Regions from separate parts of the Homo sapiens genome. Here region 1 is linked to region 2. The links are chromatin loops, found by intact Hi-C in ENCODE. Cell type or tissue: CD4-positive, alpha-beta T cell. All regions are shown on one strand.

Region 1 (8,000 bases), 240 kb before region 2:
TCTTTATAAGGTGATAATTTCATCTCCTTTGGGTATATACCCAGAAGAGGGATTACTGGGTCATACAGTAGTTCTACTTTTAATTTCTTTAGGAACCTATATACTGTTTTCCATCATAGCCCATACCAATCTACATCCCCACTGACAGTGTACTAGGGTTCCCTTTTCTCCACACCCTTGCCGACATTTATTATCTATTGACAAGCTCTGTTTTGATTAGCAAAATAAGGTCTGGGTGAGTCAGGCACCACGGGAATTAGAGCATCAATGTCACCCACATTTCCCTCCTTATTTCTATCCTTTTTCCCTCCTGCTTTAAACAATTCTCTGACACCGTTGTTCAAAAAAAATCATGAAAAAACACCCAAAGTCTTCCATTATTTAATTAAATTGGAGATCTCAGAATGGTCTGGATTAATTTAACTGCAGCCTAGTTAATTGCTAGATGGATTGGTGATAGCCATAGCCTCATTACATTTCCTTTGCTTTAGGATAAGTGCAAGAAGGCTGCTTCCAGCTCCAAAGCACCTAAGAATGGAGGTAAAGCGAAGGATTCAGCAAAGGTAAATGGAGCAGTAAATATACTACAAATTAGTTTAGCAGTTACACAGAGTAGGGTTTATCATTTCAGTCATTTAGTTTCCTACTGGAATCTATTTAGAATAAAATTTCTTAAAGTACTATCTATCCCATAGCATCGCTTGGTAAAGTAATTGAATTTGTATAAATACATATATTTTTAAGTAACTGGTGCTTTAAAATCCTAAATGAATGTTCTTGACACAACCCAATTTGCCTGTGTTTTGCCTGTCTTTCTTGCCCTAATTAAAATACCACCATAGTATGTGGTTTATATAGATTTTAGAACATGGAAGTTGGAAACTTCCTATTATTAAAATTACTCAAGCTGTGATGAGAAATGAAAATTGGATTAGACAACTTCTAGGTCCCTTCCAATTCCAAGAACATATGATTTAAATGATTATTACTATGATCCCCTGGCTATAAGGAGGAGTTAAAGGTGTAGCTTTAAAGACAATAGTCCAGTTACACCAAAGCTTTTAAAACAATATATTAAAATCTTCCTGTAGTAGATTCCCTTAAGGGATATAGGAAACAGCATTGATAATTGGCAGTTATGCCATTATATCTCAGTTTAAATACTTATTTGCCTATTATTTAATTTCAGTTATACGAAGTACTTAATCAGCCCTTTAACAAATAATAGAAAGCATAATAACCCTTTATGATGAGTGGATTTACTGGACAGCCATGACCCTATGTACAGGAAAGGAAGGATCACCACAGAATGAAACATTGCCATTTAAGAACACCTATGCATATTTTATAACCTACCCTAGCCTTAAAAAAATAAAGCTGAGAGTGATACATTTAGGATCAGGATCACTTAAGGTTATTTTTAGCTTATAAGCTTGAGGAGGAAGAACTCACAATATTGTGGCCAGATGAAGAAGAGAAACTGAAAGGACCATCTTATTTTTCCCCACTGACTGCCATCTTTTGTCCCCTAATTCTGAGAAGGCCATCTCCTCATACTTAATACAGAAAAGAAAGCTCACGGATGGTTTTGCTTTCCCTTTTAGACAACAGAGGAAACTTCCAAGCCAAAAGATGACTAAAGAAATACAAGTTAAGGTATCTGGTAAGTTGGGTGTTTATTTGTAAATGAAGACAACTGTATCTTCTGCCAATTTATGTGTTATAGATGAGAGAAGTGAAGTCCACCTCTTGAGTAATTCATGCTCACTTTACAGTATTGGCATGAAATGCATACTGCAAGATCTACAGAGTAATTGGTCATTCTCTGAAAGCACTAAATGGGATGAGTTTGCTATTGAAATGTTTAAAAACCTTAATCTTATAATTAAAAGCTTTTAAAAATATTAGGCCAGGCACTTAGAATGACCATCTGAGGCTAGTTGAATCTTTGAAATCCAAATGCTCATTACTGCAGGTTATTGTGGCAAAGCAAAATTAGCATGTTACAACTTAGCGAAATGTCCTGAAGACATTGGCATTCCCCAGAATACCAATACATGGTGGGGTGGGGAGAAGTACCCTTTAGAGTCTGGTGGAAATTACAGGGTTTTGGGAACAAGGGCAAAGGAAAAGATTGGCCATTTTTATTTGTCATTATTTTGGAAAGTAAAGTACTGTGTTTGATTCTAATTTATAATTGCTGAAGAAACTGGACAGATTGAAGGGATTTCTGAGATCTTCAGAACTGGGCCCTTATCTTAATCTTCAGAAAGGAGAGGGCTTAATGTAAGCCTTAAAAGCATACAAGCACTTACTGACCAAAGCCTAAAAGAAATCAAAGTATAGGTTAAATCGGGTTCAGCTCTCTCACCATGATCCATGTTTATTTCCTAGGAAAAAAGGAGCTATATTAGGTAGAACTGCTCTAACATTTTTCCCAAAATTAAAAAAAATTCTATTAATCCACTTTCATGTTTACTTATAGGAAATTCCTTCTGTCTGTTATACAATGCTTTTGCTAAGTGGTATATTTACTATGTCTGTAACAAGAAAATTACATATTAAATGATTCACTGCATTTTTTATTTGAAATTTTTAAGGTATCTGCATGTAAAATCTTCAGCTGGTGGATGGTGACTTTTGAAGAACAAAAGGCTTTGGCAACAGAAAACAATTGTTCTGGGTGATTTCTAGAATGGTTTTTGTTGAGTCTCTGAACATCCTAAATATTGGTTTGTTATTCTTTTCCAGAAAGAAAATGAATTTGACTGGTTCACCTGTGTACTGAGTATTGATAAACTTTGAATTTTTTTAATTGCCTTCAATTGGGAGAGAAAGCTTTATATTTGTAAGAAATATATTTGATAAAGTTTCTTAAAGCAACACCAAAAAAACAAAAGAAAAGCTAAGTGAATTTTTGCACATTCTACACACAGTGCCTGTAAATCTCATTTGTATTTTCAGTTTGCCCTTAATTTTTTTTGTTAGTGTTTAGAAAACAATGTTTTAAACATTCTTCAGTGTTCTGATTTCTTATTACCCCCTTTCCTCTTGGGCTTTTGAACTGTATTTGATGTTGCTTTGGGATAATGTTTATAAGTCAAACATAAGATATTGTACATTGGGCACATATCTCCTCTTGGGCTGCTAATAATAAATTAATAACAGGTAACCTGGACAAACCAGGAAGCACCAAACCCCTTTTCAGTTTGAACTCTTCTTTGCCAGGTGTGAGGACTTCTGCATCTTACAGTCAGCACAGAACACACTGAGACTTGAATCAAGTCAGCAACAGAGCAAAATAAAGGTTAGATAAGTCCTTGTGTAGCAAATTTCGAGCATAAGAAATAAAATCTAATTAATTCTTAGGGTACTCATCTGACTTGAACTCTGTTGGTTTACTGTGTTAGTAAACTGTGCTTTCTATTATCTATACATAAAACCTGAGCAGCAACTGTGTCTTTAGAGCTATTGCCACATTAGCCTTTGCACTGTATAGCGTCTGGCTTTATGGAACTTAAGTTTACCAAATATAAAAAGAAACTTCTGCTTTTAAAAAAATTATATATATATATTAAATTTGAAACCTGCATTTCTCCCACAGCAATGTAAGAAGTAGGCTCTGATGTCCTACCACTTTGAATGGTTTTCTAATATCTTAATGAATAGTTCCTGAACATTGCACTGATATCATCGATTAGAATTTTGATATTTAATTTCATCTTTATTTCCTGGTAGAGAATGCAGGAAAAGATGTCAGGTACATAACATAAAACAGATTGGGAATTTATTGTTTCCAAAGGGCATGGCCTTCCTTAGCATCAGTTTGAAGCTTTTGTTATGACTTAGCTGACTTGTGGCAGCGGGGCAAGCAAAAACAATAACACTGCTTATAAATGGCACCACATCTTGTTAACCTCCCCCCCAAATACTCTCTGAAAGTCATGCACATACCTATGGGATTTTACACACCACCAGCTTAAAATGCTATGTCTCTATCCATCAGAAATAGTCATTATTCTATTTTTAAGGCAGCAACAAGAAAAGAAAAAACACTTTTCCTGAGGGATTTCTAACCATGTATCTAATCCTCCCATTTGGGCAGTATAGGTGTTTGCTTTTTTGTTTTCTTTTTTTAAGAAAAACCTTGAAACCTTTGACACTGACAGATGTGTTTGCAAGGATACGGCTTCAGTATTACTAATTTCCATGTGTATCTGGAAGTATTTTTAAATGGCATACCAAAATCCAGAAGTTTAAAGATGCCTATAAAAGTAAACAACATTTATTTAAAAAGAACTCTGAATATGCCTTCTTTTTTAATTAGAAATATCTTCGAGACTTGGGTGTTTGTTAATAACTAATAACTGGAGTAAGCTACAGGATCTAAAGCAGCCCTTTTTACAGTCTAGTTAGGAGAGAGAAAATAATTGCAAATATCCACTTAGAGGCAAAGAACAATTTTTTATTATCAAAAAGGTTTCTGCACATTGTTGTGGCAATATTGTATCTGTTTAGAAAATGGGCTTTTCCAAAAGCAAACAAAGATAGGTTCCTCAGGTGACCAAAACTGAAAATCAATATTTCCATGTTTCATTAATCAAGGCATAAAATACAATTAAAGCAAAATATTTTACATTAAAATCTTGGTTGTGTATTTTTTTAAAAGAAGGGAAATAGTTTAGTTTGGGGTGGAAATTACCAGTGATTTCTATTTTTATTAAACCATTCACTACAACAAATAAGTATAAAAATTCCAATTCCACTTTTATACCTATTTATTTGTTGTAGTGAATGGTTTAATAAATGGCAGATTTATGTCCAGAAGTCACTCTATTTTGTCGTGTATTAGGGGAACACATTTTGACATTTTTCGTACCAATCATCAATCATATTCCCTTATCTTGAAGTTTTTGCCTTATATTCAAAAAGTTCAGTTTGAATTCTCCTTTGCCAGGTGTGAGGATTTCCGCACCTTAGAGTCAGCGCAAAACACGCTGCAACTTGAATCAAGTCAGCAACAGAGCACACTATGGGTTAGATAAGTCCCTGTGTAGCAAGTTTTCAGAATAAGAAATAAAATCTAATTCTTAGGGTATTAACTGACTTGACTTGAACTCCGTTGGTTTACCATGTTAGTAAACTGTGCTTTCTATTATTATCATCTATACATAAAACCTGAGCAGCAACTGTGTGCTGAAGCAACCGTGTGTGAAGTCTTCACAAAAGAAAGAAAGACTTCAAAGCCAAAGAATGTCCTATTTGCTAATATGAGCAAATATTTTGTTTCACAATGTACTATCATTTATTGGTGACTGCAATAATTTACTGTCAGTAAATGCCAATAACTAGTTAGTTAGAAATTGTAAAGTAGGCCAAATAAGAAGCAGAGAGAGAAAAAAAATCACCTCCCTAAGAAAAGGGTTTTCCTACAGACTTGAATGCACTCTGCTTTTTCAGAAGAGATACTGTACCAGTCAGGGAAATAGATGACACTCACTCAGAATTATCTGAGGAGGGTTCTATAAAAAGATTTTTTGCAAAAGTGCGAGCACATTATGTAGAAACCACAAGTCCGCCAGGACTAGTAAAAGCCAGACTCCCACTGAGGCCACTAATCCTGAAGGGATGAGGAGGGAGCAGTTACCAAAATCCAGAGGTGGAGAAGGCTGTGTGGAAAAGAGGGTCCCCTCTCGGAGCTAAGACCCTCAGGGGAGGCCAGCCCGAGGCATCCCGCAAGGGAATCAGGGAAGAACACCTCCACCTACTACCTCCTCCGACCCCAGCTCCAGCTCTCCGGCTCCCCACTGACCAACATCCAAAGGGCAAGAAAGCTTGATGACTTGGCCTTTACAAGTCAGCCCCTGGGCATGGAGCAAGGAAGAGGGATGGGCAGCGGGTCTGGAGGGGTGAGCCGGGAGAGCTTTAACCCAGTCATCGTCCGGCTTAGTCTCAGATCCAGGTGTTCATTGTTCAGTAGTCGACTATTCAGAGTCTTTCGAGGAGACTGATGAAACAGTTTATGAATGATAAACATGGGGTACAGGGTTTTGGACACGGGTGCTTAAGCATAAACTATAAAATGAGAAGAATAAGGTACTTTATTCTTCTGTGGCAGGGAACCCAACACTTGGGTTTACGTTGCAGGGCAACACCTGTGATGAACAAAACACATGGTAGCGATAGCCCATTCATGAAAAACTAACAGCTATTCTTTTCACAGGGATAGTCAAAAAATGAGTTGAAGGGAAAAAAGTATCTCCAGTTGGAGCCAAAACAGCCATCTCTAGTTTGAAAATACACTCAACAAAATGTTGGTGATTAGAGATAACAGGAACCTGGCAAGGGAGGAATTTTTACATACGTTCAAGCTTTTCACTTTGCAGCCACACTCTGATTTTATCAAAATTCTTATCCATCCAACCGATGTTTTCTTCAATGGTTTCAATTGTCTGTTGGACACAACGGAGCTGAGAACCATTTTCTTTCAAAGAGCTGAAGAATCCTTTTACCTTGTGAGGAAAAAGTGGGTTTTAAAAAATTAATTTTATCACATTAATCAGATGTAACTTTAGTTAAAACTGAAGCCAAAATTCCAGCATTTGTCAAAATTCTATATAGAAGGCAGTCCCAGCTGTCTGAATAGGATTATGTACACATAAGCTGTATGAAATGAGCTCATGCCTCATGATGTCAAGTTCTGTTTTTTGTCTGCAGTTCTTTTGTTTATTCTCAGTTGCCAGACTTTAAAAGACTTCACTGTTTACCATTTTATAATTAAGGTTTAATTGTGTCTATTTAATGTGTTATTCTGTTCTGTTCTCACAGATGCAAACTTCGTTTTTTAAAAACATGATATCTAAAAAGCAGAATGTGCAGAGTCTTTTCTTTGCCAAGCAAAACAGTTTCCACCACGTAAGTGCTGTCTTTCTCCATGGGCCTGGCCTTGTATGTTATTATAGAAACACTGTGGGGAATGGGATTCTTAGCAAGTTATGGCGGTAAGACCCAAACCTTGCCATTTTTTTTATCCTAATCTACAATTCATGTATTGTTGTCTCAAGATAAAATCCACATAAAGTTCCCCATGATTTTAAAGAGATAAGAAACTCTTGGCTACCTCCTGAAAAATATGTTTGTTCTTGTTTCATTTGTGGGTATCTTAATTCACCCCTTGAGCTCACATGACAGATAGGCTGGCTTTGCCACAAGATTGACCATTGTGCGATTCTGTTTCACCTTAAAGGGTTATTATCCTTTTCCCATAAATTTTCACAGCATTAATCCATCAATTTTTGATTTGGTATTCAGGAAGCGAATGTAGACCATGATGTATTATTTATTCAGCATAGATTCCAGACAGCCAGTTCCTTAGAAATCCATGTCATAATACCATATTATTAGTTTGGGAATAAAGAGGGGAGTAGGAATGGGTTTTAGAAAGATCAGAATTCAATTTTAAATGATGCAGAGTTGTTTTAAAATTATATGTCAATACAGTGCAACTTTACAATGAGCAGAAGGCATGGCCTCCTGCTGTAGCAACCTGGAAAACACTTCACTCTCTACTTTAAGTTGTAGCTCAACCTACTGTTTCATACGCTCTCAGAATGCAAGATTAATTCACAGTCGATTAAAAATCACTGAGCACTACTCAACAAAGCACATCAATAATTTTACTAATTGTTCAAATCATTAATCCTAAAGGAGCTCATCATGATAGCTCCACTAAAAACAGACCTTCTACAACAGCGAAGCCAGCTGTTAACCATTACTCTTACCCTTGTCCTGACCCAAAATCATCTCTTCTGTCTTCACCTGCCTTGGAAATGCAACATCTCCACTGAATATTTGATTCAGACTTGGCTCTTTAAGAACAATTTCTGTGCAATAAGTAGCACAATACAGGGATAGGAAAACAGGTTTATCCTACTAACTTGATTTGAGCAAATGATTTAACTTCTATGGAAGCCAGTCTCCTCATTTGTAAAATGAAGAGC
Region 2 (8,000 bases):
TCAATTTAGGTACATCATGACTTTGTTGCTTACAATTCAAATTCATATATAATCTAGAAAAATAATTTGAATCCTGAGTTTAACCCACCTGCTTTAAAGAGACTGTTGTTCAAAAATTGCTTCTTAGTTATTGATACTAGATGTCTTAGGGGCTTTGGGCCTTAGAGGGTCTGCAAAGCTCTGACACTAGGTTCTAGATTTTATAGATAACTTCATATATTTTCTGGGAAAGAAGGGCTGTGACCACTAAAGTAGTTTACCACTGTTTTCTAGAAAGACTTAAGGCAACTGACCTGTTCATATGTCACTCTTCTGCTGCCGCTGCTCCCTGGCACTCCCACAGTATTAGGTCCTAAGAGACTATCATTGTGGAGGTGGAGGGTAGGAGCATAAAGAGAAACCCAGACTCAGGTGCTTCACAGGATTGAGTAGCAGTGTTTCTGATTCTAGACTGTATATCATTATTCATATCTTGTAGATGTTAGTATTGTGATTTGAAAGAATACTTATACCTTCTTAGGGATTTTAACTTGATGAATTTAGGGATTTTAATGAATTCTTAGTTGGTTGATATATGTGCCACTTCTCAACCTAGTGCCTCCCTCACTCCCTTAGCTATCACTTAGCTCTGTTCCAGGTTACATTCCTTTTAGCAGTTGCTCATTTACCTAGATTAGAAGTGTAAACTCAACATTCATGTTTCTTTTTTATATTAACATTAAATGTAGTCTTTATAGATGGTAGGAAAAGAGGGAAGGGTACAGATAAATTAAAATGTAAAATTTTTTAAACCAATTTTTATTTTTAAGGAAAAAGTTTTATATATATATATATATATTTTGTAGGTCACAAACCAAACACTAGATGTAAAGAGAATGATGAAAACCTGGACCCTGCAGAAAGGATTTCCTTTAGTGACTGTTCAAAAGAAAGGAAAGGAACTTTTTATACAACAAGAGAGATTCTTTTTAAATATGAAGCCTGAAATTCAGCCTTCAGATACAAGGTACATGCCCTCTTTCTTTTCATGCCATCTCTTTTGCACTCTCAGGTGGAAATATTTTTAAGTGTTTTATAATCATAAGTTCTTGTGAAACCTAACAAGATTATCCCTTCCTAGGAATAGCTTAACCTTCCTACCAAATTAAAAAAAAAAAAAAATCATATGTAACTAATTTTCCAATGTTTTCTCTTTACAGCTACCTGTGGCATATTCCACTATCCTATGTCACTGAAGGAAGAAATTATTCAAAATATCAATCGGTATCATTACTGGATAAGAAATCAGGTTTGACTATAATGACAGTTCTGATTGGAAATGGCATAATTTTAAAAATCTGATCAGAGTGCATATATAAGATTACACTTTCCAGTGTGCACACTCTCTGAACTGGTTTTATGAGTTGCATATGCAAGATGTGACTAATGTGAGATTGATTCTGTATATCATGCACAAAACTGGCTTTTAGCCATGTGAAATAAGGTACAAAAATTTGCAGAGAATGTACTGGCATTCCTGAAAGAAAATAGCGAATGCCATGTTTTTATACCCAAGATTAATATTTTGTTACAAAATAAGAGGAGTTTCTTAAAGTATCCTCTGCTATCTACTGTCTAGGGTTGGGCTGAGGCAACTGCATTTTAACAAGATACACCCTAAATGATTTGTGTGTATAATTGAGGTTTATTCATGATTGGATTTAGAGTAAATAGTTATTGCAATATGCCCTGCAGACATAGTATATGTTTTGGGGAACAAGAAAATGGGGCATGAAACTATGATAGGAAGGGGGAGGGGAATAGTAAAATATAAACGTGGTGTATGCTGACCTACAATATAAAAAGCAATTGAAATGTAATTTTGGGCCATTTGTTAAATACCACTATGAATGTCACACCACATATCTTCCTTTTAATTTACATCCTAAAGAAACACAAGGCTCTTGGGTTCTGTAGGACCCGTTAGTGATGCTTTGGATTGAAGAAAAGGGAAAATTTCTCGTTTGAATTTGGATCTGGTGTCAAAGCCTATATTTTTGAGGGGTGAGTGTAGCTTAGTGGTAAGAGAATGAGACTTTAGAGACTGCCGGGTTCAATTCTTAGCAGTACCATTGATCACTTATATGATTTTAGGCGAGTTATGTGAGCCTCATTCCCTCAGCTGTACAAAAGAGATAGTAATTATACTTACTTTATGTAGTTGTGGTGAGGATTAAATGAGTTCATTTATATGAAGCACCTAGAACAATGCCTGGCACATATTATGTGCTGTATTAATGTTAACTATCATTAACGTTATTGAAAAAGTAAATCTTTAATATATCTATATTACATAAAACCTTGAAAATGGAGAGCAAATCTTATTACCCTATCAAAACTATTCTTATGATTATTTGTTTATAGTCATTTTTAATAAATATTTGTACTTAGTCAAAATCATTATGTATATATGATTTCTGTATCTTGCCTTTTTTAACTTAACATATATAGTAATTGACTTAACCTACTTGATTCACCATTTGTTGTTATAAAATATTGCCTTAATTAAATATTTCAAATCTTAAAGGTTTTTCCATTATATGAAATTTTTTAAGGAATGCTTTTCAAAAATGAAGACTGCAGTACCTTTTGTGATTTGGTACATATAACCAAATCGCCCTTTTTATTGTGTAGTTACAGTTGATAATGCCACCTGAAATACATGAATGTGCCAGTTTCATTGCAGTTTTACCATAGTGGAGTGTTAAAGCAGCAACAATCTAATTATTTAAAATCCTAGTGGTAGTTGGTAATGTCATCATATCTTTGATAGCATAGCTGGAAGTACAAGGAATTGCTACTGTCTTTGAGTAAACAAAACTCTAACTTTGAATGAGCCGTAAAAGGATAGTCTCTAACCCAAGAGAGAACAAATAACCCCATCTCCCTATATCCTGAAGCACAGCTAAAACATGGCTGGAGTATTTGCAAGAAACTAATAAGGAAATTTTGCAAACTTTCTGATAGTATATTAATTTTCAGTGCTATTAGAAATAATTGGGCAATAAGAAATCTGCTTTTATTATCTGTTTTTTGTTTCATTGGTTGATTTTTTTGTTTGTTTTTTCTTGTTTTTTTTTTTTTTTTTTTTTTTTTTTTTTTGAGTTGGAGTCTTGCTCTGTTGCCCAGGCTGGAGTGCAGTGACAATATCATAGCCCACTGCAGCCTCAAACCCCTGGGTTCAAGCAATCCTCCTGCCTCAGCCTGCCAAGAAGTTAGGACCACAGGCATGTATCACCATGCTTGGCTTAATTTTTGTATTTTTTGTAGAGACAGGGCCTCACTATGTTGCCCAGGCTGGTCTCAAACCCCTGGCCTCAAGTGATCCTCCTGCTTTGGCTTCCCAAAGTGTTGGGATTACAGGCATGAGCCACCGCACCTGGCTCCTCTTTACTCTTTTTTTTTTTTTTTTTTTTGAGACAGAGTCTCGCTCTGTTGCCCAGGTGAGAGTGCAGTGGCGCGATCTCAGCTCACTGCAAGCTCCGCCTCCCGGGTTCACGTCATTCTCCTGCCTCAGCCTCCTGAGTAGCTGGGACTACAGGCGCCTGCCACCATGCCCGGCTAATTTTTTATATTTTTAGTAGAGACGGGGTTTCACCATGGTCTCGATCTCCTGACCTCGTGATCCGCCCACCTCGGCCTCCCAAAGTGCTGGGATTACAAGCGTGAGCCACTGTGCCCACCCTCCTCTTTACTCTTTACCTGAGTTTATTCTGAGCTTGTTGAGCTCTTTTTGAGAGTTTAACCCCATAGACTAGCTCATATTTTACTGCTTTAGCCTTCTAGGCCCTTACCTGGCATTCTGTGCTTTTGCCGCACAAAAATTCTATCAGCAACTCAAACATGCCATACTGCCTCTTTAGGTCTTTGCATATGCTATTTTCTCTCCTTAAGGAACACCCTTGCCTCCTCACTCCCTCGGCCTACTCCTGTTTATTCTTCAGATCTTAGCTCAGCCATTGCTTGCTCCAGGAAACCTTTCCTTCCCTGAAGACAGTTTAGATGCCCTACTTAGGTTTTTTAATAACATTCTCTACTTCTCCACTCATAATATACTGTAAGTACTGTTCACTCATATCTATCCTCATATTAGGTATTTCCCCCATTGACGGTAGTGATCATGGCTATATGAATCACTGTAAATCACTTTTAGCACTTAGTAGGCACACAAAAACTTAATGAATTAGTAAATTTTAGTCCATAATGAAGTGACTCCAGTCTCACTATAAAAATTTCTAGGAAAAGAACATGCAAAGCCTGATAAAATGATGTTTTCTTTTTCTCTTCCTCTTCTTAGTAAAGAGGAATATACAAAATTCACTAGAATATAATTGATTTAATCTAGAGCTGGAACTGGGCCAATACATGATGAAAGTAGTGTCTGTTACTTCCTCTTCTCAACTGTGTTATTTCCCTTGCTGCTGCTGCTGCTATTTTAATTCCTGCCATTTCGGGTTTAGAGAGTCCACATGAAAACTTCTGTCCTTACGTTTGACCCTGAGGACAGCTGAGCCTTCTTGGTTCCTAATGCTCCAGTGAGAATTACTCTTAATTTAACTGCATTTTTATTTTTTCTATTCTCAAAAGAAAGGTAGCAGAGAGGGTGACTTCAGGCTTCTTTTATGCTGTAATACTTTAGTATAGTGTATTATTTTGATGCTTGATGGTTGGTTAAATCTTTAATATATTTTCTTTCTTTTTTTAAATATATTTTCATGTGTTCTAATTCAAGGGTTGTTGGGTTAGTTCATTAGTTCAGTTGTATATAAGAGTTATGTTTGGTCAATGTATTTGTCTCCTTTTCTCACATACATGAGTTTTGAACAATTAGTATTTATTGTGCACAAGAAATGCTGATGGGGCCATTTTTCCAGTTTACATATTGAGGAATTATATTTTTTAAAGTTTCCCTCTTCCCTTTCTTCCTCCCTCTCTCTCTCTCTTTCTTATCCACATTTTACTCAGACCTAAGATCTTTAACTATAGGAGATTTTCGTATTAAATCTAATGCAAAACATTCATGTTTCCAAATGGATATCACTATCAGAAATACTGCTGTGAAAGTTAAAGATATGTCATTGGAAGAAAAGGTAATTAGGATGAAAGAAGGAAGGGCATATAGTAATTAAAATATTTATCATGTGCCATTCTCTGCTCTTGCCTTTTTTTCCCCTAATAAAGGAGAAAGAAAGGGGTATTAGAGAAGGGAATGCTTTTGAACAGGAGTGATAAAGTTCAATAGCATGTATGATGCTAGCCCTCTGGAGCAAACTGTACAGGAAATTTTGTAACTTTGTAGTAAAAACGGGTTTTTTAGTTTCAGAACTTTAGTTTTTTTGTAAAACAGTAGTTGATTTTCGTAGCTCATTGACAAATGGTTTTTAAAAATCACTGTTAGATTACTTCATCTGGGCTTCTGCCATTTAATATTGCAGTTGCTCACTCTTTTTTGCTACTCAATAGACTGAAAATTGAAGTGTTAATCTGTTGATGACTATAGTAAATTAAAAACATATGAGGGTAGCTTCATCCACGTTTGAGCTGTAGGATGTAGTTACTTCCCTTGTGTGCAAAGCTATTATTTTTCAATACCTGTGGTTTTAAGGTCCACCATTCTGGATCATTCAGAAGAACTGAAAGAGACTAATGATGTTGATTCTTTAAATGATAACTCTGTCTGTCTTTGTGCTGTTGGCTGTACTGCTTTATGTTGTGTCATCTCGATGACAGTAATAATTTCAAGTATATTCCCAGCTGTGTCCCTCCTCTTTACCATCTGGACTTGGCTAGGTTTACAACATGGCAAGCTGCTTATCAACCAAGGTATTCCGTATGTATTTCAATGTTTTCTGCATCCATCTAGTGGAACAATTGTCATAGCCATCATTTCTTGTCTCCTTTTATGGGCAAGGGAGACTTGGGTCTCTGTAGCCCTTCTTTCTGGGGTTGTTTCTTTTCTTTACGTTTGTTTTTATTAGAGACAGGGTCCTGCTCTGTCACCCAGGCTAAGGTACAGTGGCATGATCATAGCTCACTGCAGCCTTGACCTAGTGATAGTTGACCTCAAGTGATACTCCTACCTCAGCCTCCTGAGTAGCTGGGACTACAGACATGTGTCACCATGCGGGCTAATTTTTATTTTTTGTAAAGATGATGTCTCACTATGTTGTCCAGGCTGCTCTCAAACTCCTGGGCTCAAGTGATCCTCCTGCCTTGGTCTCTCAGAGTGCTGGGATTACAGGTGTGAGCTGCCATGCCCAGCCCTAGGGTTCTTTCTTGATAAAAGCTCCATAGGATATAGTGTTTGGTGACCTGGAGAGTGTTGATATTTTTGGATTAGCTAATGATAAAGTTAATTTCCTTAGTCATAGGTTTGCTAAAAATGGCTTCAACTTGGAGCAGCCACTGCTGCCATCACAAGTATCCCTTAAAACTGCATTCTGCCCTTGAAAAAGGAATAAACCTTATTTAACTGATCTTTCCCATCTGTTGCTGTATCAGCAATATAACAGAAATAAGTACGGAATTTTTTTAGTAAGAAAGACTGCTTAGCTTATTATGTCCTGTTAAGACATGATCAGAATGTCTTTTTCATCTTAAACATCTTTTGCAGTATCGATATAATTGGAATAACAAAGATATTAAGGGCATCTGACACATTTGAATAATTCATGTTTTTGAAATTGATAAATCCTAAGGTTTCAGGTACTAATATATAATCTTTAGTACCTAAGCTAAGGCTTCAGGTACTAATATATAATCTTTAGGTTGAAAACATATTTATAAAGCATTTTATATAAAAAACCTTCACTACAGAATTATAATGATAGTGAACATTTTAAAACAGCCTAAATTGTTCAAAATAGATTGGATAAACTTGAAATGAAATATTATGAAGATATTTGAACACTGCTTATGAAGACAATGGAAAAATGTGCGGGGGGATCTGATAGGTGAAAAAGGATAAAATAAATGCATATAGATCTGCTGTATAAAATATTAAAAACAAGTATAAGACAAAAACTTGGCAAGAAGTACATTCCAAAATGCTATCATCGTCTGAGTTTAGATTATTCTTATCTCTACTCTTCTTTTTCTTACAATTAAAAATTTTTTTAAGTATTTGTTACTTTAAAAGGGGGTAAAAATTATATAATAAATATCTACAAACCTTTGTCTACACTTGATTTAAAACTATTTATTGTGACATAGTCATTATTTATTCATTCACTGACTAATTCAGCAGTATTTGTTGAGTACCTGCTAGGTCATTGTTATAGGGGCTGAGGCGTTAGCAGTAAGCAAAATAGTAAGCTTATGTAGCTTATATTCTATTAAATAATAGTAAACCTCAAGATGCTTAGAAGCATACCCCATTATAATTAAGTCTACATCCTTGTTGCCAACTTTAAAAGACATTTCTTCATTAGCAGTTTTAAGGATTTTAAAAATTCATACATATATTTTGTGGTCAGTTAACTCTCAGCGCTTCATTATTGGTACATTAGTTGACATAATTCCATGGAAATTTCTAACAGTTCTCTCAGCATTTATAGTAGAGACCCCAGAAGTGCCTATCCTTTCCTATTGTTTTAACCCAATTATTTCTTATTTGTCCCTTATGCAATCTTAAGCCTTCCCTAATGTTTATTTTGCTAGCTTTAAATAATGTGACTTTTCTAAATGGCTTTGTTTGTTCTTCCTTTGCTAACATGACAAAAGACAGAGGCCAAAATGGGACACATTTTACACAGTTCTCTCACTGTCTTCCCCTGCTGCCTCATCCTACACCTTTACTTTCTCCCTCCCTCTTTCCTCTAGCCATAATGAACTTGGGAGCCAGTTCAGTGCATGGATAACATGTATACTTTCTCTCTGGGCCTTGAGCACTTGGGTTCCCTACTATATCTTCTTCACTTGGCCAACACCTACATATTTTGAGGTCTCTTAGAAGAATGACA

The links. Peaks named below come from ENCODE experiments on the same cell type or tissue, not always from the same donor. Only the 100,000 strongest peaks of a DNase experiment are listed, where the experiment ranks them.
Region 1: it touches region 2 in a loop (2.0-fold over the local background); 12 of 110 quality-filtered maps call a loop at or near these places.

Annotation. Positions count from the first base shown.
Region 1 is chr5:96,770,040-96,778,039 of GRCh38, forward strand. CAST (calpastatin) reads left to right here. Exons shown (of 32, transcript NM_001750.7): 30 at 492-563; 31 at 1,605-1,663; 32 at 2,601-4,644. The coding sequence ends at 1,640. It overlaps ERAP1 (endoplasmic reticulum aminopeptidase 1), which reads right to left. Exons shown (of 19, transcript NM_001040458.3): 19 at 4,445-6,512. The coding sequence ends at 6,357. Among named protein-coding and RNA genes, the nearest start is that of ERAP1, 34 kb to the right of the region's middle. In CD4-positive, alpha-beta T cell, no CTCF peak of the experiment used is centred here; no DNase peak of the experiment used is centred here.
Region 2 is chr5:97,005,228-97,013,227 of GRCh38, forward strand. It overlaps LNPEP (leucyl and cystinyl aminopeptidase), which reads left to right. Exons shown (of 18, transcript NM_005575.3): 10 at 846-1,006; 11 at 1,200-1,288. Among named protein-coding and RNA genes, the nearest start is that of LIX1-AS1, 64 kb to the right of the region's middle. In CD4-positive, alpha-beta T cell, no CTCF peak of the experiment used is centred here; a DNase peak (open chromatin) is centred at 4,414.